Regions from separate parts of the Homo sapiens genome. Here regions 2, 3 and 4 are each linked to region 1. A link is a loop called in an ENCODE intact Hi-C map of the cell type or tissue named here. Cell type or tissue: mammary epithelial cell. All regions are shown on one strand. Region 1 overlaps AKT3 (AKT serine/threonine kinase 3). Region 2 overlaps AKT3 (AKT serine/threonine kinase 3). Region 3 overlaps SDCCAG8 (SHH signaling and ciliogenesis regulator SDCCAG8). Region 4 overlaps AKT3 (AKT serine/threonine kinase 3).

Evidence for each region. Peaks named below come from ENCODE experiments on the same cell type or tissue, not always from the same donor. Only the 100,000 strongest peaks of a DNase experiment are listed, where the experiment ranks them.
Region 2: it touches region 1 in a loop (3-fold over the local background); 2 of 110 quality-filtered maps call a loop at or near these places.
Region 3: a loop joins it to region 1, with 4 times the contacts of the local background. A loop is called at or near these places in 2 of 110 quality-filtered maps.
Region 4: a loop joins it to region 1, with 2.5 times the contacts of the local background. A loop is called at or near these places in 2 of 110 quality-filtered maps.

What each region holds. Positions count from the first base shown.
Region 1 is chr1:243,592,742-243,600,741 of GRCh38, reverse strand. The region is part of intron 8 of AKT3 (AKT serine/threonine kinase 3); the gene reads left to right. Among named protein-coding and RNA genes, the nearest start is that of AKT3-IT1, 200 kb to the left of the region's middle. In mammary epithelial cell, no CTCF peak of the experiment used is centred here; DNase peaks (open chromatin) are centred at 2,131, 4,211 and 4,731; H3K27ac peaks cover 4,979 bases.
Region 2 is chr1:243,655,422-243,663,421 of GRCh38, reverse strand. The region is part of intron 4 of AKT3 (AKT serine/threonine kinase 3); the gene reads left to right. Among named protein-coding and RNA genes, the nearest start is that of AKT3-IT1, 130 kb to the left of the region's middle. In mammary epithelial cell, no CTCF peak of the experiment used is centred here; a DNase peak (open chromatin) is centred at 4,621; H3K27ac peaks cover 1,932 bases.
Region 3 is chr1:243,477,987-243,485,986 of GRCh38, reverse strand. The region is part of intron 16 of SDCCAG8 (SHH signaling and ciliogenesis regulator SDCCAG8); the gene reads right to left. Among named protein-coding and RNA genes, the nearest start is that of MIR4677, 140 kb to the right of the region's middle. RefSeq lists enhancers at 1,338-1,896, 3,219-3,834. In mammary epithelial cell, no CTCF peak of the experiment used is centred here; no DNase peak of the experiment used is centred here; H3K27ac peaks cover 805 bases.
Region 4 is chr1:243,509,693-243,517,692 of GRCh38, reverse strand. AKT3 (AKT serine/threonine kinase 3) reads left to right here. Exons shown (of 14, transcript NM_005465.7): 13 at 5,267-5,369. Among named protein-coding and RNA genes, the nearest start is that of MIR4677, 170 kb to the right of the region's middle. In mammary epithelial cell, no CTCF peak of the experiment used is centred here; a DNase peak (open chromatin) is centred at 3,502.

The DNA.
Region 1 (8,000 bases):
AGGTCGGGGAGATTTTCTTTTATGCTTTCTTCTAGAAGTGTTAATAGTTTTAGCTCTTGCATTTAGGTCTATGAGCCATTTCAAGTTAATTTTAATGTATACTGCTACATAAGGGTCATGTTTCATTTGTTTCTTGCAAAGTGATATCTAACTGTTCCAGCATATTTGTTGAAAAGACTGTCTTTCTCCCATTGAATGATTTGGTACCCTTGTCAAAAATCAGTCATATATGTGTGGGTCGATTTCTGGACTCTGCATTCTGTTGTATTGGTCTATATCTATCCTGAAACCTATACCACACTGTCTTCACTATGCCACACACTTACTTTAGAATAAGTGTTAAAATCAGGCAGCTTGAATCTTTCAATTTTGATATTCTTTTTAAATTTGGTTTTGCTATCCAATTTCCTTTGCATTTCCACATAAATTATAGAGTAAGCTTGTTGAATTCTACATAAAAGCCTCCTGGATTTTAATTGTGATTGTGTTAAATCTGTTGATCAATTTGGGGAGAATTGACAGTTTCACAGTGTTGTCTTCTGATTCATAAATATGGTATATGTTTTCCCATTATTTAAGTCTTTAATTTCTTTCAACAATATTATGTAGTTTTTAGTGTACAGGTCTTGAAAGTTTTAAAAATTTATCCTTAGGGATACTTTATAATTATTTTATGTTTTTAAGTTATAAATGGTTTATCAGTCATTATTAAAAATTTCAATTTGTAGTTGATTCTTGCTAATATATAGACATACAGTTGATGTTTACTTATTAGCCATACTAATATTAGTTTTAGTAGTCTTTTATTGTAAATATATTGGATTTCTCTATGTAGATGATCATGTCAGGTGAGAACAAAGACAGTTTTACTGCTATTTTCTAATATGTGTACATTTCCTTGCCTTATTAAACTATCCAGGATGTTTAGAACAGTGTTAAAGAGCAGGATAAGAGCAAATATCCTTGCTTTATACCTAATTTTAGGGCAGAAGCATTCATACTGTCACCATTAACCATGTTGTTAGCTGTAGATTTTTCGTAGATGCTCTTTATTAAAAGTTGAAGAATTTCTATTAGTAATTTGATGAGTTTAAATAATCTTAGTTTGATTAGCTCTGCTTCTTTGTTCTTATGGTGGTAGCTTTAGGGTTTAGAATATGTATCTTTTCTCATCACGGTAGACTTTCAAACAATATGCTGTGTCACTTTACCTGTACTGTAAGAACCTTATAACAGCATACGTCTATTTTCTTACCTTCTATCTGAACCTTAAAAGGCATACATCTGTTTCCCTGCCTTCTGTCTTTTGTGCAGTTGTTCTCAGACATTTTACTTCCATGTATTTTTTAACCTTTACAATACACTGTTTTTGCCTTAAGCAATTATCTTTAAAATAATTTTTAATAGAAAAAATGTTTTATATTCATAAAGTAGTCATTTTAAGTGTTCTCTTTTCCTTTGTGTTGGTATACATTTTCATCTATTACATTTTCCTTTTGCATAAAAACTTCCTTTAGCATTTGTTTTTGTAGTGCAGGTCTGATAGCCGTAACTTTTGTTAGCTTTTATTTGTGTGAGAAAATCTGCATTTTGTCTTAAGATGTTTCCCTTTCTTTAAAACAGTTTTGCTGAGTTAATAACAAATTATAAATAATTTGTACATATTTAAAGTGTACAATCTGATAACTTTTGACCCATGAAATCATCACCACGATAAAAATAACATCCCCACAAATGTTCTCCTATACAGGAGATTTTAGGAGGAAAGGTGCATTTGAACTAAATCTTCAAGAACAGGTATGTTCCCCAAATAAGATTAGCTCATTCAATCAAAAGTATGTATTAAATGCTTACTGCGTTCGCTAGGATGAATAAAACAGTCATGATTTCTAGAAGGAGATGCATATTATAAAATAATAAAACAAAATAAACCCAATAAATATAATGGCAACAGAGTGCTGTAGTATGAGAGAGAATGATGGAGAACCTACTATAAATTTAGTTATCTCTTTGAGGAAGTAGTGTTAGGTTGACATTTGAAGGGTATGTGGGAAGGAACTTCCTGTGCTCTGATGAGAGAAGCCTGTTGAGCATGAGACTTTAGGGCACGGCTGTAGATGCAGTCATCTTTTTGCAAGGATGGGCTGAATACCTGTTCACTTACTAAACCGTGGGAGTACAGCTACACTCTAGTGCAGTTCCTGTTAGGCTATTATGAGAGAGAGTTATGGAGAAAATTTCTTCCTAATAGAATGATGAAATATGCTTGTATATTTAGTAGTTTGAGTTAATGCATTTTACATTACTGTATTCCTATAGCATGGCTAAGCTTAACAATAAAAAAAAACTATGTAGTCTTTGCCTTTATAAAGGAACTTAACTTGATAAAGATAAGCTCCCTATTTTAGCAGCAAATAATTCACTTTCCTTTTTGAACAAAGATAAGATTATTCAACTATTATATATGATTTTTAATACTTCCAATGAAAATATTTTACCTCAAAAACCTTAAGGATGATTTTTCTTATAATTTTTTGAGAGGTATTTCTGAATTTAATTTTATTTTTTGCAATACATATTTATGAAGAATATAATATGTGTCATATACTAGGCATGGTGCTGAAGATGCAAAGATATGGTGTACTGTCATAATTTTCTCATTTTCCTATGCCTTTGCCAAGAAAAAAATAGAGCATTAAATTTATAATAAGCATAAATCAGTACATTAATTATTAGTACATTTATTTGAAACCTTTGAATAATTTTTTTCTATTGCAAAAGTGATAATGTACATTCATTACAGAGAACTTCAAAAAGCCAAAAAAATTATTTTAATTCTGTCAAAAAAGTTCTTATTGAATGCTGCTTTCTTCAAGGCAGGCACTGTACTATGTGCTTAGTATACTACATGAGCAAGACAGATGGTCTCTGCATTTAAGAAGGGCATAGGCCAGGCCCAGTGGCTCATGCCCAGCACTTTGGGAGGCCAAGGCAGGAGGATCACTTGAACCCAAGAGTTCAAGACCAGCCTGAGCAACATAGGGAGACCCTGTATCTACCAAAATAGTTAAAAATTAGCCAGGTGTGGTAGCCAGTGCCTGTGCTCCCAGCTACTCGAGAGACTGAAGTGGGAAGATTGAGTGAGCCCAAGAGGTTGAGGCTGCAGTGAGCCATCATGCGACTGCACTTCAGCCTTGGCAACAGAGTGAGACCCTGTCACCAAAACAAAACAAAACAAAACAAAAATGCATAGTATTCTGGGGAATGGATATTAAATAATTACAAGTATTTTTTGAGGTATGAAACAGAAGATAAAAACCACTCTAAATCTTACCATCTAGAAATAATTGCTAATACCGTGTTAATATATTTTCCACTGTTTATACTGTACACATATTTTCAATTTTATCATTTTAAAATATGTTACTTGTTGCCTACTAATTATGTAGATACACTTTAACTTATTAAAACCTTCCCAAATCATTGAACGTTTAGGTTGTTTTCATTTTTTAGTCAACTTAAGTATAATTTACATATAATGAAATGAACTCATTTTAAGTATATGATTAGATGACTTCTGACAAACATATATATGCATGTAGCCCCCATCACAATAAAAATATAAAACATTCTCATTGCCTCAAAAAGTTCTGCCATGCCTCTTTGCAGTCAGTCTTCCCTGTACCCATAGTACATCCACACGTGGCCCTAGGTAGCCATTGGTCTGCTTTCAGACACTAAAGATTTGATTCATCTTTTTAAAAATGTCACAGAAATGAACTCATACAATATATACTGTCTTGTATCTACTTCTTTCATTCTGCGTAATGTTTTTTGAGATTGTTAACTTTGTTGCATTTCTCAGTCATTTATTTCTTTTATTGTGAAGTCATTATCCTTTGCACAGCTATACCACCATTTGTTAATCTCTCCCACTGGTGACGTACATGCGGATTAATACCAGTCATTGCCTAATATGAATAAAGCTGATAGGCCTGTTTCTTTTCTCTTTAATTAATACTGAAGAGTATGATTGTTGGATTTATGGTAAGCATATGCTTACATTTTACAAAAATTTAAAACTGTTGTGTCATTTTACAGTCTCAGCATTAATGTAATGAGAATTTTAGGTGTTCTGCACCCTCACCAGTGCTTGCTGTGGTCAGTGGTTTTCATTTTAGTCATTCTAACGAGTGTGTGGGAGTATGTTACTGTGGTTTTAAGTTGCGTTTCTCTTATGACTAATGATAGGAAATGTCTTCACTCAGACTTTTTGCCATTGCATATACTTTTGTGACCTGTCTATTCAAATATTTCACCTATTATTCGGTTGTTCATCTTCTTACTGAATTATAGGAGTTCTTTGGATGTTCTGGTTACAAATAGTTTGCCAAATATTTGTATTACAAATGGTTTCTTCCAGACTGTAGCTTGCCTTTTCATTTTCTCAGTGATGTCTTTTGAGGAACAGACGTTTTTAATTTTGATGTCTTATTTATCAATTCTTGCCTTTTATGGTTTTCACTTTTTTTGTGTACTGTCCAAGAAATGTTTGTGTACCCCAGGTCACACATCTTTCTCCTATTTGTTATGTGTCACGTGCTATATAATAAGTTTCTGTCAACAGTGGGCCATGTATATGACAATACCATAAGATTATAATGTAGCTGAAAAATTCATATTGCCTAGTGATGTAAATGTTGTAAGTCATACTGCAGTGCATTACTCACATGTTTTGGTGATGCTGGTGTAAGCAAACCTGTGCTGCCGGTTGTGTAGAAACATAGCACATGCAGTTAGATACATAATACTTGATTGTGATAGTACATGACTGTGTTACTTCTTTATTTTATATATTGTACTTTTCATTGTTTCTTAAAGTGTATTACTTTCACTTATTTAAAAAAAAATAGGTAACTGTAAAACAGCATCAGGTGGGTCCTTCAGGTGATATTCCAAAAGAAGGCATTGTTAGCGTAGGAGATGACTACTCGATGCCTGCTCCGAAAGACCTTACAGTGGGACAGGATGTGGAGGTGGAAGACAGTGATACTGATGATCCTGACTGTGTAGGTTTAGGCTAACGTATATGCTGTGTTTTCATTTTTAACCAAAAGTTAAAGACGTTAAAAAAAATAGAAAAATATTTATAAAGATGTAAAGAAACAATATTTTTGTATAGCTGTACAATGTGTTCATATTTTAAACTGTTATAAAAGAGTCAAGGCGTTTTTAAAAATTTTAAAGTGTATAAAGTGAAAAAGTTATAGAAAGCAAAGGTTAACTCATTACTGAAGAAAAAAATAATTTTAATTATTTTATACATTATACAGTGTTCATAGTCTACAGTAATCACCTAGGCCTTCATATTCACTCGCCACTCACTCACTCAAAGCAGCTTCCAGTCCTACAAGTTTCATTCATGGTATTATAAATGCAATAGACAGGTATATCGTTTTTAAATCTTCTATATCATATTTTTACTGTACTTTTCTAGATGTGTTTAGATGTGCAAATATCATTGTGTTACACCTGCCTAGAGTATTCAGTAGGGTAACATGCTGTACAGGTCTGTACCTAGAAGTAGTAGGCTATGCCATTTAGGTTTATGTAAGTAAACCCTAGGATGTTGTCACAATGATGAAATTGTCTAATTGCACATTTCTCAGAATGTATCCCCATCATTAAGCAGTGCATGACTGTATTTTCTTCTAAAACTTTTTAAGTTGTACCTATTACATGTATAGGTCTGTGATCCATTTTAATTTTTATGTATGCTGTGAGCTAAGAGTTGAGGTTCATTTTTTTCCCCCTACAGACATCTTGTTCTTTCACTATCTTTCATTGAAAGGGCTGTCCTTTAGTCAGACATGGGGGCTTATACCTGTAATCCCAGCACTTTGGGAGGCTGAGGCAGGAAGACCACTTATGTCCAGGAGTTCGAGACCAGCCTGGGCAACACAGCAGGACCCTGTCTCTACAAAATAAAAAATTTAAAAAATTAGCCTGGACTGGTGGTGCAAGGCAGAATTGGGAGCATTGCTTGAGCCCAAGAGGTTGATGCTGCAGTGATCCATGTTCATACCACTGCATTGCAGACTGGACAACACAGCAAGACCCTGTCTCTGATTGTGTGACTTGGGTACCTCTGTTGAAAATCAGTTTGTCACACATATGGGTCTGTTTCTGCACTGTCTTATTCTGTTTAATTGATCTTTGAGTTTCTCTTTACATCAGTACCACGCTAACTTGATAATTGTTGCTTTGGGAGTATATTTTGAAATAGAGAAAAACTTTGTTCTTTTTTCAGAATTGTTTTGACTCTTCTGTGTCCTCTGCATTTTCATATAAATTTATTATCATGTCAATTTTTACAAAAAAGTCTGCTGTAACTTTGATTATGATTGCATTTAATCCATAAATCTATTTAAGAATATTGAGTCTTCTAATCCATGGACACACACTCTGTTTGCTTATGGATTTCTCTAATGTCTATTGAAACACTGTAGTTTTAGTGTATAGGTTTGTATAATTTTTCAATTTTTCTTTACCTATTCCAATTTTTTCCCATTTACAATTGTTTGCTGTTAGCATATAAGAATATAGTTGGTTTTTATATATTAACCTTGTATTCCATGGCCTTCCTAAGCTCACTTATTAGTTCTAGAAACCCTTTTTCTAAATTTCTTTGAAATGTCTATGTAGATAGTCTTGCTCTTTGTAAATAATAGCAGTTTTACTTCCATTCTTGTTTGTATGGCATGTATATATTTGTCTGTTTAATTGTCTATCTGTCTATGCATCTTTCACTGCCTGTGACTGCTAGTGCAGTGTTGAACAAAAGTAGCGAACATTGTGTTTTTGTTCCCTGTCTCGGAAAAGATTAAGTCTTTTATTATTAAGTGTGATGTTAGTCATAAGTTTTTCATATATACCTTTTATTAGGTTAAGTTCTCTCCTATTCCTAGAATATTTTACCATCAGTGGACATTGACTTTTCTTTAAAGGTTTTTGTGCCTCCATTGAGGTGATCATATGGTTGTTTATTTAGACACGGAGTCTCACTCTGTCGCCTAGGCAGAAGTGCAGTGGCGTGATCTCAGCTCACTGCAGCTTCCAGGTTTATTCCCAGGTTTAAGTGATTCTCCTGCCTCAGCCTCCCAAGCAGCTGGGACTACAGGTGCCCACCACTGCACCCAGCTAATTTTTGTATTTTTATTAGAGTTGGGGTTTCACTATGTTAGCTAGATTGCTCTCGAACTCTTACCCTCAAGTGATCCACGCACCTAGGCCTCCCAAAGTGCTGGGATTACAGACACTGTGCCCGGCTTTCTTTTTAGTTTGTACATTTGATAAATTACATTGACATTCAAATGTTAAGCCAGTCTTCATTCTTGAGATTAACCATCTTTTAGTCATAATGTATTATCATCCTTATATGTTGTTGGAATTGAATTAGAGAAGTTTTGTTAAGTTTTTACATCTATGATTTTGAGGGATATTGATCTGTACTCATCTTTTCATGTAATAGTTCTGTCTGGTTTTGTATTGTGGCAATGCTGGCCTCATGCAACGTGTTAACAACTGTTCTCGTATTTTCTGGGAGTGTTTCTATAAAATTGTAATTATTTCTTCTTTAAAGGGGTGGTGGAATTCATCAGTAACTTTTGGGAGCTCCAGTTTTTATTGTGGGATGACGGTTAACTATAAACTCGTATTTAACTTTTTTTCCCATTTTGTGTTCCGCTTAGATTATACCATTTCACATACATCCTAAGATCCTTTCACTGGTATACTTTTATTTCCTCCTTCAAGCCTTTGTACTGTTGTTACAATACATTTTACATTTGTATGTGTTATAAATGCCACTATGCATTATTATTTTTGTTTTAAACCAGTGATTATCTTTTAAGGAAATTTAAAACAGAAGAAAAATTAATTTCTGTTCCCTGACACAGTTACTATTTCCAATATTTTCTGTCCTGTGGGTAGATCCTGTT
Region 2 (8,000 bases), 63 kb before region 1:
TGGGCCTTTTCTCCCTTGATAATTAATACTGAGCTTTCAATTTGTTGATATGTCCACCCATAATCCATAATCACTAAGTTGGGCTAATTCCTATGTATCTTTTCAGATCTGAGCTTAAAATGTTATTTTTCCTACAAAACCTCTGACTCTAATAGACTAGGCAGGTTCCCCTGCTAGGTACTTAGATATTTTTCTTTGTACCTTTTCTATCAATCATATTATAACTGTAATCCTTGTTTGCCATTCTCACTAAACTTGAAGATTCTTGACAGCAAAGATGATGGCTTCCTTGCTCATTTAAAACATCTTTTGCACATAGTCCATGGCCCAACACAGTATTTATTGACTGGCTGGATGAATGGTACTTTTCCCATGTCAATATATATTCTTTGAAAATGTTATTCTTAGTGGATTTTTAACATCTGTTGAAGCACAATTCATTTTGCCATTTGTGTTTACAAAGCTGGATTTCTGTCAGATCTTAAGACTCTAAAATCCTCTGCTGTTCCTGTAATAATATACTACTCTTCTGAACAATCAGTTTTCATTTGCATTTATAACTATAAGAAAAAACAGTATTAATACAAATGAAAAACAGCATACTCATATTTGCCATTGGTATGTGCATTTCTATATACCTCTAGAATCTGGTGTTTGGACATTCTATATGACTTGATTTTTTTTTCTAAATTTTTATTTTATTTTATTTATTATTATTATACTTTAAGTTTCAGGGTACATGTGCACAATGTGCAGGTTAGTTACATATGTATACATGTGCCATGCTGGTGCGCTGCACCCACTAACTCGTCATCTAGCATTAGATATATCTCCCAATGCTATCCCTCCCCCCTCCCCCCACCCCACAACAGTCCCCAGAGTGTGATGTTCCCCTTCCTGTGTCCATGTGTTCTCATTGTTCAGTTCCCACCTATGAGTGAGAATATGTGGTGTTTGGTTTTTTGTCCTTGCGATAGTTTACTGAGAATGATGATTTCCAATTTCATCCATGTCCCTACAAAGGACATGAACTCATCATTTTTTATGGCTGCATAGTATTCCATGGTGTATTTATGCCACATTTTCTTCATCCAGTCTATCATTGTTGGACATTTGGGTTGGTTCCAAGTCTTTGCTATTGTGAATAGTGCCACAATAAACATACATGTGCATGTGTCTTTATAGCAGCATGATTTATAGTCCTTTGGGTATATACCCAGTTATGGGATGGCTGGGTCAAATGGTATTTCTAGTTCTAGGTCCCTGAGGAATGGCCACACTGACTTCCACAATGGTTGAACTAGTTTACAGTCCCACCAACAGTGTAAAAGTGTTCCTATTTCTCCACATCCTCTCCAGCACCTGTTGTTTCCTGACTTTTTAATGATTGCCATTCTAACTGGTGTGAGATGGTATCTCATTGTGGTTTTGATTTGCATTTCTCTGATGGCCAGTGATGGTGAGCATTTTTTCATGTGTTTTTTGGCTGCATAAATGTCTTCTTTTGAGAAGTGTCTGTTCATGTCCTTCGCCCACTTTTTGATGGGGTTGTTTGTTTTTTTCTTGTAAATTTGTTTGAGTTCATTGTAGATTCTGGATATTAGCTCTTTGTCAGATGAGTAGGTTGTGAAAATTTTCTCCCATTTTGTAGGTTGCCTGTTCACTCTGATGGTAGTTTCTTTTGCTGTGCAGAAGCTCTTTAGTTTAATTAGATCCCATTTGTCAATTTTGGCTTTTGTTGCCATTGCTTTTTGTGTTTTAGACATGAAGTCCTTGCCCTTGCCTATGTCCTGAATGGTAATGCCTAGGTTTTCTTCTAGGGTTTTTATGGTTTTAGGTCTAACGTTTAAGTCTTTAATCCATCTTGAATTGATTTTTGTATAAGGTGTAAGGAAGGGATCCAGTTTCAGCTTTCTACATATGGCTAGCCAGTTTTCCCAGCACCATTTATTAAATAGGGAATCCTTTCCCCATTGCTTGTTTTTCTCAGGTTTGTCAAAGATCAGATAGTTGTAGATATGCGTCATTTCTGAGGGCCCTGTTCTGTTCCATTGATCTATATCTCTGTTTTGGTACCAGTACCATGCTGTTTTGGTTACTGTAGCCTTGTAGTGTAGTTTGAAGTCAGGTAGCATGATGCCTCCAGCTTTGTTCTTTTGGCTTAGGATTGACTTGGCAATGCAGGCTCTTTTTTGGTTCCATATGTACTTTAAAGTAGTTTTTTCCAATTCTGTGAAGAAAGTCATTGGTAGCTTGATGGGGATGGCATTGAATCTGTAAATTACCTTGGGCAGTATGGCCGTTTTCACGATATTGATTCTTCCTACCCATGAGCATGGAATGTTCTTCCATTTGTTTGTATCCTCTTTTATTTCTTTGAGCAGTGTTTTGTAGTTCTCCTTGAAGAGGTCCTTCACATCCCTTGTAAGTTGGATTCCTAGGTATTTTATTCTCTTTGAAGCAGTTGTGAATGGGAGTTCACTCATGATTTGGCTCTCTGTCTGTTGTTGGTGTATAAGAATGCTTGTGATTTCTGTACATTGATTTTGTATCCTGAGACTTTGCTGAAGTTGCTTATCAGCTTAAGGAGATTTTGGGCTGAGACAGTGGGGTTTTCTAGATATACAATCATGTCATCTGCAAACAGGGACAATTTGACTTCCTCTTTTCCTGATTGAATACCCTTTATTTCCTTCTTCTGCCTAATTGCCCTGGCCACAACTTCCAACACTATGTTGAACAGGAGTGGTGAGAGAGGGCATCCCTGTCTTGTGCCAGTTTTCAAAGAGAATGCTTCCAGTTTTTGCCCATTCAGTATGATATTGGCTGTGGGTTTGTTATAGATAGCTCTTATTATTTTGAGATACATCCCATCAATACCTAATTTATTGAGAGTTGTTAGCATGAAGGGTTGTTGAATTTTGTCAAAGGCCTTTTCTGCATCTATTGAGATAATCATGTGGTTTTTTTCTTTGGTTCTGTTTATATGCTGGATTACGTTTATTGATTTGCGTATATTGAACCAGCCTTGCATCCCAGGGATGAAGCCCACTTGATCATGGTGGATAAGCTTTTTGATGTGCTGCTGGATTCGATATCACCACAGATCCCACAGAAATACAAACTACCCTCAGAGAATACTACAAACACCTCTACGCAAATAAACTAGAAAATCTAGAAGAAATGGATAAATTCCTCGACACATACACTCTCCCAAGACTAAACCAGGAAGAAGTTGAATCTCTGAATAGACCAATAACAGGAGCTGAAATTGTGGCAATAATCAATAGCTTACCAACGAAAAAGAGTCCAGGACCAGATGGATTCACAGCCGAATTCTACCAGAGGTACAAGGAGGAACTGGTACCATTCCTTCTGAAACTATTCCAATCAATAGAAAAAGAGGGAATCCTCCCTAACTCATTTTATGAGGCCAGCATCATCCTGATACCAAAGCCTGGCAGAGACACAACCAAAAAAGAGAATTTTAGACCAATATCCTTGATGAACATTGATACAAAAATCCTCAATAAAATAGTGGCAAACTGAATCTATATGACTTTAGTGTAATATCATTGAAGACTTAGAGAGGGTTAGTGTGAGTTAGAAAAACTCTCTATTTTTAATATTCTGCCCAGTCTAAAATTTTTACCTGTCATAAACTAAATCTGTATATCTCTCACCTGTCTTATATTTATTTCAGTACATGATATAAGGGTGGACTCTATTTTTTTCTCAATGGCGAGCCCATCATCTCATCTCCATTTATTAGATAATCCATTTTTTTCTCACTGATTGTGGATAACACATATACATATTTGCGCTTTTAGGATTTAGTCTTTTTTTCCCCTTTGACCTTTCTGTACTCTAGCATTAACACCACATGGCCTTAATTAGAGAAACTATAAAATTTTTAACTGTTAATATAGCAACATATCCCTTATTTTTTTTAACAAAAATGTTCTTAGCTACATTAGTGCATTCTTTTAAAAAATTATGGTAAAAATTACATAATGTGAAATCCTCTTTCATTTTTAAGGGTATAATAGAGTATTGTTAACTATGTGCATATTATTGTACAGCAGATCTCTAGAACGTTTTCATCTGGCATGACTGAACCTCTGTTCCCATTGAACAGTAGCTCTCCATTCCCATACCCCCAGCCCCTGGAAACCACCGTTCTACTTTCTGCTTCTGTGAATTCGACTACTTTAGACACATCACATAAGTGGAATCATACAGTGTTTGTCCTGTTACTGTCTTACTTCCCTTAGTATAATGTCTTCAAAGTTAATCCATGTTACAGCATATTAGAGGATTTTCTTCTTTTTTAAGGCTGAATAATATTCCATTGTATGTATATAACACAATTGCCTTCTTTCTTTTTTTTTTGAGACAAGGTCTTGCTCTGTCAGCCAGGCTGTAGTGCAGTGGTGTGATCATGGCTTACTGCAGCCTGGAACTCAGGCCCAAGGGATCCTCCCAGCTTAGCCTCCCCAGTAGCTGGGACTACAGCCACACACGCAACTAAGTTAATTTTTTTTTTTTTTTTTTTTTGTAGAGACAAGGTTTCTCTGTGTTGCCAGGGCTTGTCTGGAACTCCTGGCCTCAAGCAATACTCCTCCCTCGGCTGGAATTACAGGCATGAGCCACACTGCCGGCCAATACATTTTCTTTATTCATTCATCTGCTGATGGATATTTAGATTGTTTCCACCTCTTGGCTATTGCGAATAGTGCAACAATGAGCATGAGAGGGCAGATATTTGTTTAAGTTCCTCATTTCACTTTGTTTGAATAAATATCCAGAAATGTGATTGCTGGTTCATTTGGTAGTTCTACTTTTAAGTTTTTGAAGAATCTTCATACTGTTTTCTGTAGCAGCTACGTTATTTTACATTCCCAACAATAGTGTACAAGGTTTTAATTTCTCCACATCCTTGCTGACACTTACTTATTTATTTTTTATGTTGTTGTTTTTTTAAAAACAACAGCCATACTAGCAGGTGTAAGGTGATATTTCATCGTGGTTTTGATTTGTACTTCCCTGATAATTTGTAATGCTAAGCATTTTTCAAATACCTGTGTATCATTTGTATGTCTACTTTGAAGAAATGTCTATTCAAGTCTTTTGCCAAGTTTTTACTTGTGTTTCTGTTTTTTGTTTTCGCTACTGAGTTATAGGAGTTCCCTATACATTTTGAATATTAAGCCCTTATCAGACATATGGTTTGGAAATATATTCTCTCATTCTGTAGTTTTCTGTTTTGTTCTGTTGTTTGCTGTGCAGAAGCTTTTTATTTTGATATACTTCTACTCATCTATTACTGCTTTTGTCAGCATCAAGAAATCATTTCTAAAGACCAAATTATGAAGCTTTTCTCCTGTGGTTTTTTCCTAGGAGTTTGTAGTTTCATGTCTTATATTTATTCTTTGATCCATTTTGAGTTGGTTTTGTGTGTGGTGTAAAATAAGGCTCCACTTTTGTTCTTTTGCATGTTGATACCCAGTTTTCTCAGCAGCATTATATTTCCACATTGTGTTAGTTGTGACGCCCTTGTCAAAGATCATTTGACTGTATATATATATGGTTTTATTACCTGGGCTCTCTGTTCTGTTCCATTAGTCTATATGTCTTTATGCCAGTACCAATCTGTTTTAATTACTGAAGCTTTAGAATGCATTTTGAAGTCAGGAGGTATGAAGCCCTCAGCTTTTTGCTTTCTCAAGATTGTTTCAGCTGTTTGGGATTCTTTATGGTTTCCATACGAATTTTAGGATTTTTTTTTTCTGTTTCCGCAAAAATGCTGTAGGATTTTGAAAAGGATTGCATTGAATCTGTAGCTTACTTTGTGGTGTTGACATCTTAACAATATTAAACCTTTCAGTGCATGAACATGGGATGTCTTTCCATTTATTTGTGTCTCCTTTCATTTCTTTCAGCAATGTTTTGTAGTTTTCAGTGTACAAATCTTTCACCTTCTTGGTTAAGTTTATTCCTAAAGTACTTTATTCTTTTTTATGCTTTTGTAAATGGGATTTGCCTTAGTCCCTTTGGGCTGCTACAACAAACTATCATAAACTGAGTAGCTTATAAACAATAGAAATTTATTTCTTACAGTTCTGGAGGCCAGGTGTTTAAGTTCAAGGTGCTGGCAAATTCAGTGTCTAGAGAGGGCCCTCTTCACGGTTCATAGAAGGTGTCTTTCCCCTGTATTGTCACCTAGTAAAAGTGCCAAAGGAACTCTCTGAGGACTTTTCTATAAATGCACTAATTTAATCTATGAGTTCTATCATGACCTCATGAAGGCCCACTTCCTAATACCATCACCTTTGGGGTTAAGTAACCCAAAACATTTATTCTTTGTAGACCTAGTATCTGCAGACAATAACAATTTTATCTCTTCATTTCTGATAGTTTTATGTATTATTTCTGTGTGTTTTAAAGCAATGTTTAATAATTTTGATCATAGCACATATACCTTTTTTCTTAATTTATTGGATACACCACTAATTTACTGTTAAATATGATTTGTATATGTACTTTATTATGCTGCACATGACCATCCACAATATAGACAAAGGTCATTTTTCTTTCTTAACAGCTAACTACTTTCACTGTCACAACCATGGCCACGACACTCACACTCACATACAGAGACACATGTGCATGCGCACACGTATGCCTCGCCCCCAACATGTTCCAGATACATTGAACTCCTTGTTGTTTCCCAAGTACTAATGCTATACTGTGCTCTTACATTACCTGTAGCTCTTTCCTTCTTGCCCTTTTGTCCCTACTGCTAGGAACACCTCGTATCCTTTGCTTGTCTCTTGCTCATCCTGGTAAGTACCAATTCATTTTTCACATCTACATTCAAGAATTACCTTTCTTTTTGGGTCCCCATCACAAACTTTTATTATTGTTAGAACACCACTGTACTTAGCGTATACTTGTATCATTTTACCCATAACATTTTATTATACTTCCCCACAATACCAAGGCTCCCCCATCAGACTGTAAGTTCTTCCTAAGCCATTCCTTTTTTAAACTTTAGTAGCACACATGTATTAGACATTTAATTAAATATTTATTAGTAAGTAACTAATCAGTTGGTGAAAATTGATTTTTGTATGAAGTAGTATATGTACTTTTAAAAGATTAATGTACTTGTTTCATAGGGGTCTCCATTCTGTTTTTCAAATTAATTACATTTTTAAACATTATTTAGGAATAAAAAGATTGGATGCCCTCTTTCAATTAGTCAGGTACTTTGGCCTGATACTTTTTTGCAGGAATTACCCCCCCACACCCCCCCGCCACACCCTCACCAAATGGTGTAGGGTTATAGTTTAAGTATCATGAATTATGGTGAATTATGTAATTTGGGTCAGTAGTCCAGCTAACTACCACTAGTGAAGCTGGAAAAGACTTTTGTTTGTTTTTGTTTTTTAAAAAGACACCAGAGAGCTGATAAGGCTAAGATTTATTGGGCCAAAACTGTATTGAAGAAAGAAACCCAGACAGTGAACCTACTTTTCCTTTTGGGTTACCTGCTAGTTCTTGAAGTGGTATTGGAGATGGAGAGATTTTGAGTAGCTCCCAGAGCTGGGAGTGATATTTTGGAATCTAGGATCTGCCAAAGAGGAGACATGGTAAACCACTACATTTTGGTATTGGTAGCTTAAAGGACTGTACCCTGTAAGAAAGAGTAAACTGGAAATAGATTTGCTTTGAGAGGATTGACATATAACTATAAATTATTTCAGTCCTGAAATTGAGTGAAGGTGATTCAACTTTGCTAGTTTTCTAGGAGCTTGCTAAAAGCAAATGTAAACTCACTCTAACAGAAGATTATATCTTCCTAGACCTCACATTACCTCAGTTTTCATGTGTTGTGTCCAGGACTTGTTAAAAAATGAGTACACAAAAATTCAACACTATGTGGCCAAAATAATAGAGGAAAAAAAAACAGACAATAGAATCATATTCATAGGAAC
Region 3 (8,000 bases), 110 kb after region 1:
CCTCAAGTGATCCACTCGCCTCAGCCTCCCAAAGTGCTGGGATTACAGGCGTGAGCCACCACGCCCGGCCCGAGATTGATTTTTTTTTTTTTCTTGATACGAAGTCTTGCTTTGTTGCCCAGGCTAGGGTGCAGCGGTGCTATGTCAGCTCACTGCAACCTCCGCCTCCTGGGTTCAAGCGATTCTCCTGCCGTAGCTGGGATTATAGGCTCCTGCCACCGTGCCCAGCTAATTTTTATATTTTTCGTAGAGACAGGGTTTCACCATCTTGGCCAGGCTTGTCTTGAACTCCTGACCTCATGATTCACCCACCTCAGCCTCCCAAAGTGCTGGGATTACAGGCATGAGCCACCGCGCCTGGCTGAGATTTTTTGAAAGTTATTTATTTTTGGAAAAGCCTCCAACCCTGCACAAACCAGCCTACCCTCTGTTAATGGCTATTTCATTGCCATCATTCATTCAGAAGAGATTTCTTGGGGTGTCCTAGACACATAAGCTCTCTTTTCTTTTCCATGGTGGTTACTGCTCTGTCATATTTGTGGTGTTGAGTTCACCTCTTCATCCACCCACAGTTTCAAATAGCACTGTTGATGACTGCTAACACCTTGAGCCCCTGGGCTCACTGCGCCACAATTACCTATGTAAATTTCATTAATAAACTACCTGTTAAATTCAATAATTATCTTAATTAAAAGTTCACTATAGTCCTAGGAGGTACATGCTAGTATCATCCCCATTTCACAGATGAGAAAACAAGCTGAGATGTTAATTAACTTGCACAAAGTCACACAAGTAATCGGTAAAGCTCGGAGTCAAATCGAGCCAGCGCCCAAGTGTCCTTAACCATCGTTAATGGTGGTTAACTCACTGAGTTAATTCACCAAACGAACCAAGCCTTGCTAAACACCTCTCTTCTTCTGCTTCTTCTTCTTTTTTTTTTTTTGAGATGGAGTCTTGCTCTGTTGCCCAGGCTGGAGTGCAGTGGCATAATCTTGGCTCACTGCAACCTCTGCCTCCTGGGTTCAAGAAATTCTCCTGCCTCAGCCTCCCAGGTAGCTGGGACTATAGGCGCGCACCACCACACCTGTCTAATTTTTGTATTTTTAGTAGAGATGGGGTTTCACGATGTTGGCCAGGCTGGTCTCTAACTCCTGACCTCGTGATCTGCCCGCCTTGGCCTCCCAAAGTGCTGGGATTACAGGCGTGAGCCACCGCGCCCGGCCAACACCTCTTAAGGGTCAAGTACTGATTTAAGACCTGGGGGTCCATCAAGAATGACAAATGCTCCCGGCTCTCGGGCGGTTCCCGGCCAATGGAGGAGAGACTCACTTGTAAAAAAAACATGCTCAACTCAAACAGGACACTGAGGCATGAAGAGAAATGGCCAATATTGCAGATGAGAAGCCTGGGAGGGCTTGCGCCTGCTTAGACATGGCTCATGATCGTCGTATGCTGAGCACTTTTATGTCGGGCACTAGACTTACTGTTTATTTAGCACTCACAATTCCATGAGGCAGGAACTAATTATTATGCCACTTTAAGGTTAAGGAAACTGAGGCACAGACAACATGAATCATTGATTCAAAGTCACTCAGCGGGCAAGCTGGGATGGGAAAGGATGAGTGGGTGCTTTTCTGGCCAGGGCCAGGGGCGGGGCCTTCCCACTTCGGGGCCGCACTGCAAAGGCCAATGCGTGTCTGGAAACTGCAAGCTGTGCAGTGTGGCTGCACCAGAGGCTGCAGGCTGCTCAGAGGAAGGCGACGCTGGACTCTGTAGCCAAACCAGCAAATATGGACTTCGTCCTGCAGGCAATGGCAGTGCCATTTAACAGACAGAGGATGGCAGGAGGGATCGGCCTGGCGTAGAAGAGACGTTCTGGGGTCAGGGCGAGTCCGAGGTACCTGTGGAACACGCACCCACCAGGCAGCTATGCAACTTGGGGCTTAGGAAGGGCCGAGCTGGAGCTCTAGCTGGGTGGGCCAAACCTGCTGGGAGGCGAGACCATGAACGTGGGGGCAAGATTTGCCTGGGAAGGGTTGGCAAAGATTGTCAGTGTGGGGAGTTTGTTAAAAATGCAGCTCTCCGGGCCCGCACGACCCCCCTAGCTGAGAAGCTCTTCTGCAGTGAGAGGGAAGGGCTCGCCCCAGGATAGGGGTTAAGGAACCTCCGCCTTCAATGGCTGGCAGTGGACTGGAATCCGGCAAGACACTGAGAGTGGGATCCTGGAGGGAGGAAAACTGGGAGACGGAGGTCCAGGGAGGAGAGGGGTCAGGGCGGAGTGGCCGGTTTGTGGGAAATGCCACCTGGTGGCGGAGCGCCCTGCGGAGCCTCCTGGCTGGGGCAGAAGCCAGATTTCAGGGGCTGGAAGAGAAAGCCTCTTCTGGTGAGGGGCTGGGCTGGCGGGGAGGTCGCGAGACGGGGTGCGGAGGGTGGGAGCCACCGAAGCCGCTGGGGAGGAGGCACTGGAGGAGAGAGGGGCAATCTTCACGGCAGAGGACGGCGGACTTCCCAAGGGAGGAGGGCGCCTTAGGCAGAAGACTGAGACCCTCCCCCCGAGGCAAGAGTGGAGGCGGGAGCAGGGGCGGGTCGCGGAGGGCGCTCGTGCTCAGCAGCCTCCAGGATCCCCCACGTAGAGGGCACCGCTGTTTGCGAGAAAGGCGACGAGGCAGCGGGGTGGCGGCGGGGACGCTGCTGCGGGGACGAGGGCGCCGGCGGGAGGCAGGGACACGCCGCCCAGCCCAGGGGGCGCGCTCCGAGGAAGACCCGGGCGCCCGCCGCCTCCTCCCCGGGCTCCGCAGCCGCCGCCCCGTGCCCTCCACCTGCGACCTTCACCCCCCTCACCGTCGCCACGGGCCTGGAAACCTCTTCCAGCGTCCGTTTCAGGGCGACTGTCGTTTTGAGAGAGTGCAATTTCTTGTTCTGTGTGTCTTGTTTTTAGCCTTTTCTTCTAGGAGGCATTAAGTCATGAACGGGGCGAGGGGGTTTGCCATCATGGGGCCCGCGGAGTCTGTTTAGGCAGCAGCCCCCGCTGCAAGAAGCCCCCCACAGCCTGCGAACCACACACGCCCTCCATGCGGCAGGAAACACAGAATCGTCCGATTTCAGAGCTCAACCCCTAATTCAGACCCTTCTTTCCCGCGCCTTTATCTCATCTTTGCAACAGGCAGGGATTGCATCCAGGGCCCCCAGGATGTGGTTGCTATCTTCACTGTGCTGTCATGGAGCCCTGGGAGCTGTGGCCAGGCCCCATCAGGGGCAGGAAGCCAGTCCTCCTCCCAGGAAGCCCCTGTGCTCCCCGGCCCTCACAGCACAGCGTAGGGTCCGCGGGTCCATGAGGAAGGACACTTGAGGGAGCCTGCACCCAGGCTGGTGCGGCCGTCCTAATCTCAGGCACAGGGTCCATGTCCTTCAGGATCTGCAGATGAACAACTGCCACCCCTGCCTGGGTAGGACTGGGGACCCTGAGGGAGAAAAGCAGCTGCCCCATGCAGGGGTAGAATGGGCAGCACGGGCTCCCCTTCCACGCAAGGGCATCCCAGGAATTTCAGGCGTGTCAGGGGCAGCAGTTACCATGGGAACAAACACGCCCGGGTTTCTAAAGGCAGATGCTGATGAAATCACAGGGGACTCATAAGAGTGCTGGGCCCAGGCAGATCTCCATTGGTCCAACAGCGATCCTCTGAGCCACACCCTGCAAGCATGATCAGAACCAGCATTTAAAAAAATATGCAAGGCTTCAAGATAAGATGGAGCAAGTGGTGAAATACAAAACAACTTTATAGAGCTGAGTGGGCTGGGGAAAATATCTTATGCAAAACAGAAGCGGTGCAAGCTGCCAGCTCTGGTCCTATGCTTCAGACACTCATTTGCTATGAATACTGTGAAAGCAAGTGAATACATAGATTTAAATTTTTTTATGTTGTATGTGATACATACAAAATATATGCAATGTATACATAAGTCATGAGGTATAATAACCAAATGAACACTTGTGAACCTAGCACCAGCTCCACAGGGCCACTACCAATGGATTTCTTCTCCAGGCCAGCCCCTTCCTTCCCCAGAGGGGGCCTATATCCTTATGCGTGTATGTTTTTCAATGAGAGTTTTTTGCTTCACTGGACAATTCCCCCTGGGAGCTACCTACGGACTACAGTGGAAGGTTTTAGTTGTTGTTTTGGGGTTTTGTTTTGGGTTTGGTTTTGGTGGTAGTGGTAAAATCCTTTGTTCTGAAATGTTTTCAGACCAGAGCCTCCTCCCTGTGGTCACTCTGACTACAGCTAAGATTGTCCTTCCTCTTAGATAAGTGTTCTCAAAGTGCTTAGACTCACTATTTCCCTGGGAGCGGCGTCTTCCTCATGGAAATGAAGAACATTTTTCAAACAACATATGGATTTCAAAGGTGCAAATACATGAACTGTAAAATATGCACTCACTTTTCTACTCCTCCCAGTGGCCTCCTCTAATGTTTACTGAGCATTTACTAAATGCCCAACATTGTAAGCATTTTACATTCCCTAATTTAATCCTCATAACAATACTACACGTTACTTTATCATCTGCATTTTATGCATGAGAGAAGCAAGGTGCAGAGAAGCGATCATTTGCCCAAGCGCACACAAGGTAAGGCAGAGCCAGGATTACCTAAGCCACCAAGGCCACAGAGCAAGGCCCACAGTGCGACTCATCACTCTCCTTCTTAGACTCTGTACAGGTCTCTCACTCCCCTTTGGTCCCTCTTCCTCCTCCATCAGACCTTCAAATGCTGGTGTGACCCAGGGCTGGGCTCAGTGCTCTCCTGACTGGAAATGTTCCGCCTGCATGATTTTTAAAATCTACACTCATGACTCCAAGTGGAGAGGCCAAGGATCCTGAGCACTTGATCTCAGCCTCGGGCCTCTCTCTTGCATTTCCAAGCCCACCTCAAACTCACCACCTGACACACTGGAGTCACCTTCTAATGCTCCTCTCTCTGTGACCCTCTCAGTGGGTGGGACCACCCCTAGTCACCATCCCCACAGCTCAGTCTCCTGGTTCCACAGATGAGCCCTCTAGGCCTTCTGAACCTCTCCCATCCCATCCCATCCCACCCACCCATCCATCCATCCCACCCATCCATCCATCCACCCATCCATCCACCCCACCCATCCATCCATCCATCCATCCATCCCACCCATCCATCCATCCATCCATCCCACCCATCCATCCATCCCACCCATCCATCCATCCATCCCCCATCCATCCATCCCCCATTCATCCATCCCACCCATCCATCCATCCATCCATCCCACCCATCCATCCATCCCACCCATCCATCCATCCATCCCACCCATCCATCCATCCATCACACCCATCCATCCATACCACCCATCCATCCATCCATCCCACCCATCCACCCATCCATCCCACCCACCCATCCATCCCACCTATCCATCCATCCATCCACCCATCCATCCATCCATCCCACCCATCCCACCTATCCATCCATCCATCCCACCCATCCATCCATCCATCCATCCATCCATCCATCCCCCATTCATCCATCCCACCCATCCACCCATCCACCCATCCCACCCACCCATCCATCCCACCTATCCATCCATCCATCCACCCATCCATCCATCCCACCCACCCATCCATCCCACCTATCCATCCATCCATCCCACCCATCCATCCATCCCACTCATCCATCCACCCATCCATTCCATGACCTTCACTCTTGAAGTCCAGCTGCCAGCACTTCACATCCAGGTTCCTGCACAGCCTTCTCATAGAGTTGTGTGCTTCCACACGGCCCCCTGGAATCCATACTCCCCGCAACAGCTAGACTAGAAGGATCTCTCTAAACAAAACTGCAGCCCTGCCTCTCTGCTTGATGATTACTTATAGCTCTAATCCTAATCCTATGAGTGCTGAACTTGGAAATGGGGGACATCACAAGCTAGCTATTTTACCTTAAGCCTGAGACTGAGTATCTCTCTCAACCTCAGGTTCTCCATTTGTAAAATGGAGAAAATAAGATCTCCAGACCTGAACCATCAACTCTGAGGGTGGGGCCCAGCAGCATGTGTTTTAATAAGGCCCCTGGATGACTCTGATGAATTCTTAAGCATGAGAACCACTGGTACATTCTAATTCACAGTATTAATCACACATACGAAATGAGTTCTTCTGGAGAATAATTTTTGTGTGGCTTCAATTTTCATCATCAAAACAACCAACTGTCTACATGAAAACTCTCCTAGTCTGCTCCTAAAATACTCTGGCGTCAGTCATGAGAACTTAAGTAAATCCTGTGATCACTTTGAATCTCAGTTTCCTCACATGTGAAATGAGAGGAGAAAACTAGAAGTGAGGTCGGCAAACTTCAGACTACAGGCCACTGCCTGTTTCTGTATGATCTGCCAATTGAGAGTGATTTTTACATTTTAAAATGATTTTTAAAAATCAAAAGGAGTATAATATGTGAACACTGCATGAAATTCAACTTGCAGCGCCCCTAAATAAACTTTCATTGAAACCCAGCCATGCCCATTCATTCACGTTTTGTCTATGGCTGCTTTTGCACCATAACGGCCGAGTAGCTGCGACAGAGAACATATGGCCATGGAGCCTACAATATTTATTACCTGACCTTTTAAAGTTTGCCAGCCTCGGGGCTAGAAGATGACTACATTCTCCTCCAGCTCCATATTTCTACAATCCTATTACTTTACAGATTTTACTGTGTTCCTATCTTCAAATATCGCTAGCTATTTACATAGCAATACACCTAGTCAGCAAGCTGAAGTTTTGAAAATGCAATTACTGCTCTAGGTCATTAATTCTAGTGAATAAACCATGTTAATGTAAAGCTGTATTACTTTGTTCCAACACTTAACCATTGCTGCGGCATTTTACATAATTCCATCTCGTGAACGAGGTCCTATCAGTGAGAACAAGCAGTGTGCTGAGGCTTCCGGAACACGCTCTAGCCCATTATCCTTGCTCAGAACATTAAGGCACTTTCTTTTTTTTTTTTTTTTTTTTTGAGACAGAGTCTCACTCTGTGGCCAGGCTGGAGTGCAGTGGCACAACCTCGGCCCACTGCAACCTCCGCCTCCCGGGTTCAAATGATTCTCCTGCCTCAGCCTCCCGAGTAGCTGGGACTACAGGCACACACCACCACGCTCAGCTAATTTTTTTTATTTTCAGTGGAGTTGGGGTTTAACCACGTTGGCCAGGATGGTCTCGATCTCTTGATCTCATGATCCGCCCACCTCAGCTTCCCAAAGTGCTGGGATTACAGGCGTGACATTAACGCACTTTTAGTGGCTGGTTTGCTGTTTACATTTCCCGTGCCTAAATCTACCCTATTCAATAATGGTTTCAATAAAGGAATTCTTCCTGAGGATCGTGCAGTGGGGAGGGGGTACCACCTTCAATGAAGAGAATGTATGTCCTGTACTGCCCCTTTCCTGGCTCATTCTCTCAGATTCCTAATTAGCCTTGGCTGCCTGCAGAGGAAGAACAGGGGGCTCCTTGGGGATGCCCCCAAGTGATGGGGGGATCAAGTCCTGCTCTTCTCATGAAAAGAATCATATTATGTTAGGGCTGAGAGGCACCTTAGAGAACATTCAGTTCAGCCCATTATGGTGAAGCCAAGAAAGTATAAGTGACTTGCCCAAGGTCAGGCAGCCTGTCTGTAGTAAATCTGGCGCTAGAGCCCACATCTCTTGACTCTAAATCCAGTGAGCTTTGCAGCATCTCAAAATCCTTTTTTGAAACGCCCGACATTCTTCTATTCCATGTCAAACTTGAGAATTTAAGGGAAGGACCCTGAGAGAGAGAACACGCTGGGTAACCTTCTGGGCAGCAGCTGACACCAGTTCATTTTCCGAGGCCTGGGGGCGGGAGAAGAGGGAAATCCCTAGGCCAGGGATTCCCCAATGAGCTCAGTGAGGAGAACCAGACTTGATTTTAATTCTTTTAAAATTTCCAATCTATTGTAGACTAATGGT
Region 4 (8,000 bases), 83 kb after region 1:
TGTAAGATATAAGTAGATTAAAATTAATAGAACAGAAAATTATATACTATGCTCAACCTAATCAGAAGAAAACTAGAGTGCTATATTAAATCATATGAAGTAGATTTCAAAGCAAGTAATATTGCTGGAGATAAGGAGGAACATTTCATAATAATTAAGGGAGTCATTTCATCAAGAAGTATTAACCGTCTTAGTTATGCATCTAATAACAAAACAAAATATTTGAAGCAAAAACTAATATAAGGAAAAATAGACACATTTACAGTTACTATTGGACAGTTCAATATCCATCTTCAAATAATTGATACAGCAATTGGAGAGAAATTGGTAAGGTTATATAGCAACTTGGGCAATACTATCAGTCAGCTTGATCTAACTGACATTTATGGAACACGCTACCCAACAGCATAAGAACACTTATTTTTCTCAAGGTCACAGATCATTTATCACAGTGTACCATATGTTGAGCAAAACAACTCCATGAATTTTAAAGGATTTAAGTACTGTAAAACATTTTCTCTTTGAAGGAAATGAAATTAAAAAAACACAGATCTATGGAAAATCCCCAAGTTCTTGGAAACTAAATATTAATCCATGGATCAAAGAAGAAATCAAAGGGAAATGAGAAAGTATTTTGAATGGACTGAAAACGAAAACACAATGTGTTTAGCTGTGATATACAGCTAAAGCAATACTTAAATTTATAGTACTAAATACAATTTATAGTACTAAAAGATATTTTTAAACATTAGAAAAGAAGAAAAGTGTAAAATTAATGACCTTAGCTTCTATCTTAAGAAACTAGGACTGGGCACAGTAGCTCACAACTATAATCTCAGTACTTTTGAAGGCCAAGGTAGAGGAGTTCGAGACTAGTCTGCACAACATAGTGAGATCCCATCTCTAAATAACAAAATATTAGCTGGGCATACTGGTGTGCACCTGTGGTCATAGCTGCTCAGGAGGCTGAGGCAGGAGGATTGCTCAAGGAGGCTGAGGCAGGAGGATTGCTTCAGGAGGCTGAGGCAGGAGGATTGCTCGAGGCCAGGAGTTTTGAGGCTTCAGTGAACTATGATCACATCCCTGCACTCTAGCCTGGGTGACAGAGCCAGATTTTGTCTCTAAAAAACAAGAAAAAGAAAAAGGAATTAGAAAAATAAGAACAAGTTAAACACAGTGTAAGCAGAACAAAGGAAATAAAGATTGGGATAGCAATCAATGAAATAGAAAACAAAAAATCATAGAGAAAATTGATGAAAGGAAAACTGGGCTTTTGAGAAGATCATTAAAATTGATGTATTTCTCACCTGACTGAAAAGAAAAGTGAGAAGACAAATAATAAATGTTGACACTGCTACAGATTCTATTGGTATTAAGTGGATAATATGGAAGCATTATGTATAACTTTATGCCAATAAATTCAACTATTTAGCTGAAATGGACACATATGTTGAAAGATACAAATTACCAAGAAGAAATAGATGTCATGAATAGCCTTGTACCTGCTAAAGAAATTATAGTTGTGGTTAAGATCCTTCTGACAAAGACACCAGACCCACATATTTTCACCAACGAAGTCTACCAAACATTTAAGGAATATTATCAGTTCTATACAAATTATTCCAGAAAATTGAAGATGAGAGAACATTTCTCAGTTCATTCTGTGAGGCAGGTATTAACTTGATATCAATATGCAAGAGATTTTTTTTTTTTTTTGAGATGGAGTCTTGCTCCGTCGCCCAGGCTGGAGTGCAGTGACGCGATCTCAGCTCATGGCAAGCTCCGCCTCCCGGGTTCATGCCATTCTCCCGAGTAGCTGGGACTACAGGCACCTGCCACCACAGCCGGCTAATTTTTGGTATTTTTAGTAGAGACGGGGGTTTCCCATGTTAGCCAGGATGGTCTTGATCTCCTGACCTGGTGATCTGCCTGCCTCGGCCTCCCAAAGTGCTGGGATTACAGGCATGAGCCACCACACCTGGCCCGCAAAGAGATTTTTAAAAGAATGCTATAGACCAATATTCTTAATGAATATATATGCTAAAATGTTTAATTTAATTTTAGCAAATCAAATCTAACAATAGATACAAAGAATCACTACCAGTGTGGTCTGTTCTAGGAATATAAGATTGATTTAACATTCAAAACCAATCACTATAGTTCACCTATTAACAGAGTACGAAGGAAATGATTATATCAAATGATGCAAAGAAAAAACTAAGAAAAATCCATCCTTTTTAAAACTTATTTAAACAAAAAATGAAACGCTCTGAGTGAATTAGGAATTGGGTTTTTTTTTTTTTTAACATGGTAAAGGAAAACAATTTGACAGTTTCTGGAAAAGTCAAATGTATACCTACCATACGGCCCAGCCATTCCACTCCTTAGTATTTGTCCTAAATAAATTAAATCATATGTCTACACAAAGACGTGGACATAAAAGTTAATAGCAATTTTGTTTGTAATTGCCCCAAACTGGGAGCAGGCCCTGTGTTCATTGACAGATGAGTGTGTCCATTGTGATACATCTATGTACTGAAATATTACCCAGCAAAGTGAGTAAACTATTGATACATGTGGTGACATGGATGAATATCAAAGTAATAATGCTAAATGAACAAGCCAGATAAAGAGTACATACTCTATGATCCATTTGCATAAAATTCTTTAAAATACAAGCAAATCAGTCATGGCAGAAAGTATGTCAGTCATGGCCTGCAGGGGATGGGAGGATGGAAGTACACATGGGCACAAGAAGACATTTGAAGTGGTAGATGTTTTCATCATCTTGATTTTGGTGACAGTTTCATGGGTATATACATATGTCAAAACGTATCAGTTGCATGTTTTTTGTTTGTTTTTTTGAGAGGGTTTTACTCGTTCGCCCCGGCCGGGTTGGAATGCAATAGCATAATCTTGGCTCACAGCAACCTCTGCCTTCTGGGCTGAAGTGATCCTTCCACGTCAGCCTCCCAAGTAGCTGGGACTACAGGCGCCCGCTGCCACACCCAGCCCAAGTTGTATATTCTTAATGTGTGCTGTTTAGTGTATGTTAATTACGCATCAATAAACTTTTTTTTAAAGTCCTTGCCCTCGTGGAACTTATATTTTATTGGTGATGAACATTGACAGTAACAAATACATGTATATCATATGTGTGCATGTATACGTGCCTGTGTATCAGATGTCGCAAAGTCTTGAAGAAAAAGCAATGTGAAGATAGAAAGTGAGGGGGAGGATAGCTGTTTAATGTAAGAAGGCGGTCAGGAAAGTCCTCAGTACACGTGGCATTTGAAACAGAGACTATTTTAAGCTCCCCTATAATCTTTTGAAAACTGTGTTAAGATAGGTTTCAGTTTGTTAAAGTTACAGGTCATCATTCTCTCATCTAAAAGGACAAGTTTCCCCTAACTTGAAGGCAAATTTAAATTTTTGACATCACAAAGAACCAGATGAAAAGGATGGGGCAGAGGTGAGCAAACCTACTCCTAGTGCCCAAGAGAAGCCGATTCCAGCCACAGGAATTTCTTGTGGTTAACTTCTGATTGGAAAGATAAAGACCTATTTTGTGAACATCTGTAGAATAGTAAATCAGAAAAACCCAACCAGAATTCCAGTCTTCCCGTTTTCTGCCAGATAGGGGCAATTACCCCCTTGGTTTTCTAAAAAAAATAAAAAAAACAAAATTGTTCCAGCCTCTGTCACCTCTGGGGTTCCCTGTGCGTGTGCATGTGATATGTGAGGCTGGTGTGGAGAATTTAGCCTGAGAGTCAGAGGGAGGGTTTCTAGCAGTGGAGTGACCTGCTTGCTCATGTCCAGGGGATCCAGCAGGGCAGCTAGAAAGAAATATGGTCTGGCACAATGGCAGGCTTCTCCTTGCCACTGGTGGAGGAGTTTGTTTCAGTTTAGGGATTAGTCGCCATTACCAGCTGATCAGTGGAACGTAGAGTTGGTTCATCCCCAAAGGAGTGCTTGCTAATCATGAAGACCTTAGAATAGCTGTGTGCTGGGGGTAAACAGAAAGAATTATAAAAAGAAGAGATTAAGAATGCTTTGTAGCATGTACCATAAACTGAAATGTCCCTTATTTTGAAAACCTGCTTTTAATTCTGCTCATCCCACGATTCTTAAAAATATAGTTCTGTCTAGAGAATAATTTAAAGATTTTCCTTATTATTTAACATACATTTGGTGACAGAAAGAGTGGGAAAATGCACTGATCTCAAGCCAATTGTGTATTTGTTTTTGTAAAATTTTTATAAAACATGCTGATTTCTGTCATTCTGTTTGCCATGTTCCTATCCCCGTGAGAACTGTATTCTAAAGCAGCATCCCCTGTTCTGAATGATACTCTGCAGAGCACGCACTCTGACCCTAATGCTCTGGGACTGGGCATCCTGTGCTAGAAGGAACCTGTGGGTTCCACCTGTCCCTCAAGGCTAGAGCCCTGAGAAGCAGGAGCCTCGTGTTAGCTCCTTCTCCCTCCCAACCAGTGGAGGTTCACAGGGCTCCGGCTCCTGAAACCTCCAGTAGCCCGAGACTTTCCTTCCACCCCCACCTTCCCTAACGCCATGCCTGCCGCAGGTGCAGTGCGAATGAGATGATTCCTGCCCTGTCAATCTCAGGGGAGCTACTCTTAATCTCTTCTGGGCTGTGGTCCCCTTTGAGGATCTGATGAAAGCTGTGGGCAAGATTTTGCATGTAACGTCAGGGGCTACCAGGAAACCCTTTTCCAGAGCAGGGCAGGCATCAATGCCCATCTCTTATCAGCAAATTCTTAGCAAAGTACAAAGTTGTAGTTCTTTACGAAGGGCAAAGGCAGCACTCTCATCTGTAACCTGGTGATAGCTGTATTATTAAGTTGTATTTTTATTACTACCCTCTTCAGCTAGCACTAGAAAGAGGTTGCCCGAGGAAGAGCCCACATCCTGGCACACTGCTCCCCATCAATATGGTTTTGCATGTATGTTTGTTATTGGGGAAAAAAACCAGCACAGATTTTTCAATATCCCTCTCCCGTCCTATTCAATGGTTTTCTTTTGTTGTTTTTCGTGATCCATTAGATTTTATACAGAACCACCAATTACCCACCGGTTGGTTTAGACTGTTGACTGGGAAGCCAAATATCATGTCTCCCTTACCCAGCGACTCAGCATTGTAGACTTTTGTTCTGTTCATTTAACTACGTGCTCTCTGCTTTTTTCCTAGAAAGGAATTTTCCTGAATTGAAATCAGTTAATAAAACTCTTTTTCTTTCTTTTTACAGCTTGTACCTCCTTTTAAACCTCAAGTAACATCTGAGACAGATACTAGATATTTTGATGAAGAATTTACAGCTCAGACTATTACAATAACACCACCTGAAAAATGTAAGTAAATTTAGAAGGCAATTGATAAATTTCTAATATAATTTCTCCTAATGTAATTGAAGAAAACAGTCTTTTAAAAACTCATCTGATATTTTCAAGATCAAATTCCACAGTGACTTACTCCATTCTATTTAAGAATATTGAATATTGAATTGAATTTAAGAATATTGAGTTCCCAGTGGTAATATCAAAAGACTGCAAGAAATGCTTTTCTGGGTAGGACAAATTATATAGAGAGAAATTGTAGATGAAATTACAGACTAGCTCTTCCTTACTGTTCACCAATAGATTGTTTTGACACCAACTGAAAGGATTGTGAAATAGAGACTCCCCTCTTTCCTAGACTTCGTTCATTCCCACATAACCTTCAGAATTTTGCCAGTTTTGGTCTCCTACTTACTTAATAGTTTTAAAATTCATGTAGAGTCACTCCTTTTTACTTAGCTCTCTCTTAAATAGTATTATCTGTGAAGACATAATTTAGTTTGCTAATACTTTTGGATACCTATAAATTACATATTTATGAAAACTGTGTGTTCATGTACCACTTCAAGTCAATTCATATACATTAGTATGTCTCACACTTGGAGAAATACCATAAATAAGTGGAGCTGTAATGAGGGAAAAGGTGATCAGACATAATTGATAAACATTTTCATGCTGACAGAGGTCTGTGTGTATCATCATTAACTTAAGAATGTGGATAAGATTGCGTTTCAGGGCAATATTTGGATGGCTGCAAGAATGCTTCAAGTTACACATCTTTGGGTTCACATCATAGTTTTTCTTTCCTTTTCTTTTTGATTCCTTCCCTATATGTCTTCTCCTCTCATTCCTTTTTTGGAGGCAGATTTATCCATAGTGCTGATGTGGACTCAGTGTCCGGGAGAGGGGCGATTGGAGGCTAATGCTGTGCCAGAGATGGTCACAGGCAGCAGATTCTACTGTCGAGAGGCAAACAAGGGGTCATGTGGGCCAAGAGGTCTTAATCTTGGGACCATGGTCTGGCCACAAGGGGATTGTGAACACCCTGAAAGTGAAGATATGATGACGTGTGTGTGCTTTTCTTTCTTTAGATTCACAAAAAGTTAAGGTGCTCCAGGTCCTGAAGTTGGGTCAGCCATAGCCAGAAGCAGGGCTTACCAACTTGACCGATGTCCAGGCTAAGTTGTGAAATACCAATCCATTGAAGTGAGCTACTCATGGTCAGTCCTGTGGTGAGGCAGAGTTTCCACTCAATCTTGTGCCATTGCTAGAATTTTAGAATCACTAAGAGTCACAGACAATGTTGGAAAGCCTGTGGAGTCATGGGCAAGTAGCTCAGCGCTGAGTAGAAATCATGGGCATAGGCCTTGGCCTCTGTCCCCAGCATAGACTGTGGCATTAGAATTGTCCAAAATGCTGGGTAACACCAGTGAGTTTTCGGATCGGCCCATGGGCAGTTCCTGCCATACAGCCTTTGCTAGGCCCTTTCATTTGGATATAATCCTAACTGTAATCAGACCACATCATTCCTCTGCTTAAAACCTTCCGGTGCCATCCCATTGCACTCTAAATCCAAACTTGCTCACACTGGTTTGCACAGCACTGACTGATCTGGGCCCTGTCCACCTCTCTGACCTCTTCCTGTTCCATCTTCCCCCACTGTCCCTGGGTTCCAGCCACACCTCGAACATGCCACACGTCACCATGCCTCGGGCTCTGGGGACAGTATTTATGGTGTCCAGGCCTGGAATGCTCTTCTTCCCTGATCTTACTTGGATGGCTCCTTCTTGTCCTTCAGCTCTAAGCTTACATGTCATTCCATCAGAGAACCTTCTTTGACCTCCTAGTCTGAAGAGCATCAGTCTGACAACATTCCCTCTCTCTCTTCATTCTCTGCATTGGCACCTTGACTTGCTGGTATTTTTCTGTTTGTTTGGTTAGTGTCTATTTCCGCCACTAACATGCAGTGGGTTGGAGAGGAAGGATCTAGTTTGTCTCATTCGTTATTAGCCCAAGCTCCTAGTTAGATGCCTGGCACAGTGTGCGTATTCAATAATACTTGTTAGGTGCATGAATACACAGAATATGGTGAGGGCCTAGGAACTTCAGAGCCGGGAGGACACCCAGGCTTGCCTCCCCTCTGAATATCCAAAGCAGATATTGGGATAGGAAGGTCTTGACAGGTCTCTTTCCTCAGTCTCAGCCTCTGAGAAAGTTTCCATTCTTAAATAGAGCATTTGGCATTTGCGTACCTTTAGAGCAAGTAAATATGTTATTTTGGAAGTCATAGAAATAAGAAGGCTCTAAAATGTCAAGCCAGGAGTAGATATTTTACTTAAGAAAGCTAAAAGTGAAATCCCAATTTGGGACATGGAGTGAGGCTGAAAAAGCCCAGGACTCAGACCTGGGGAACCTGCCTTGTGTCCTGCCTGTGCCCCTTACAGTTCTGGGCGATGGCCGGTCACTTTGTCCCCTGGAAAAGCAGGGAGCAGGGCTGATAGTCTCTCAGTGGCGTTTTTGTCCTCCCGTGTGCCTGAGAAGCCGTCTCTTTAGGAGAGGCACCGAGAGTTCTGCCAATTTGAATCACCCTATTTTCAATTCTGCTCAAGCACCAGATTGGCTAGTCCATAGTGTTACTGTATGCTG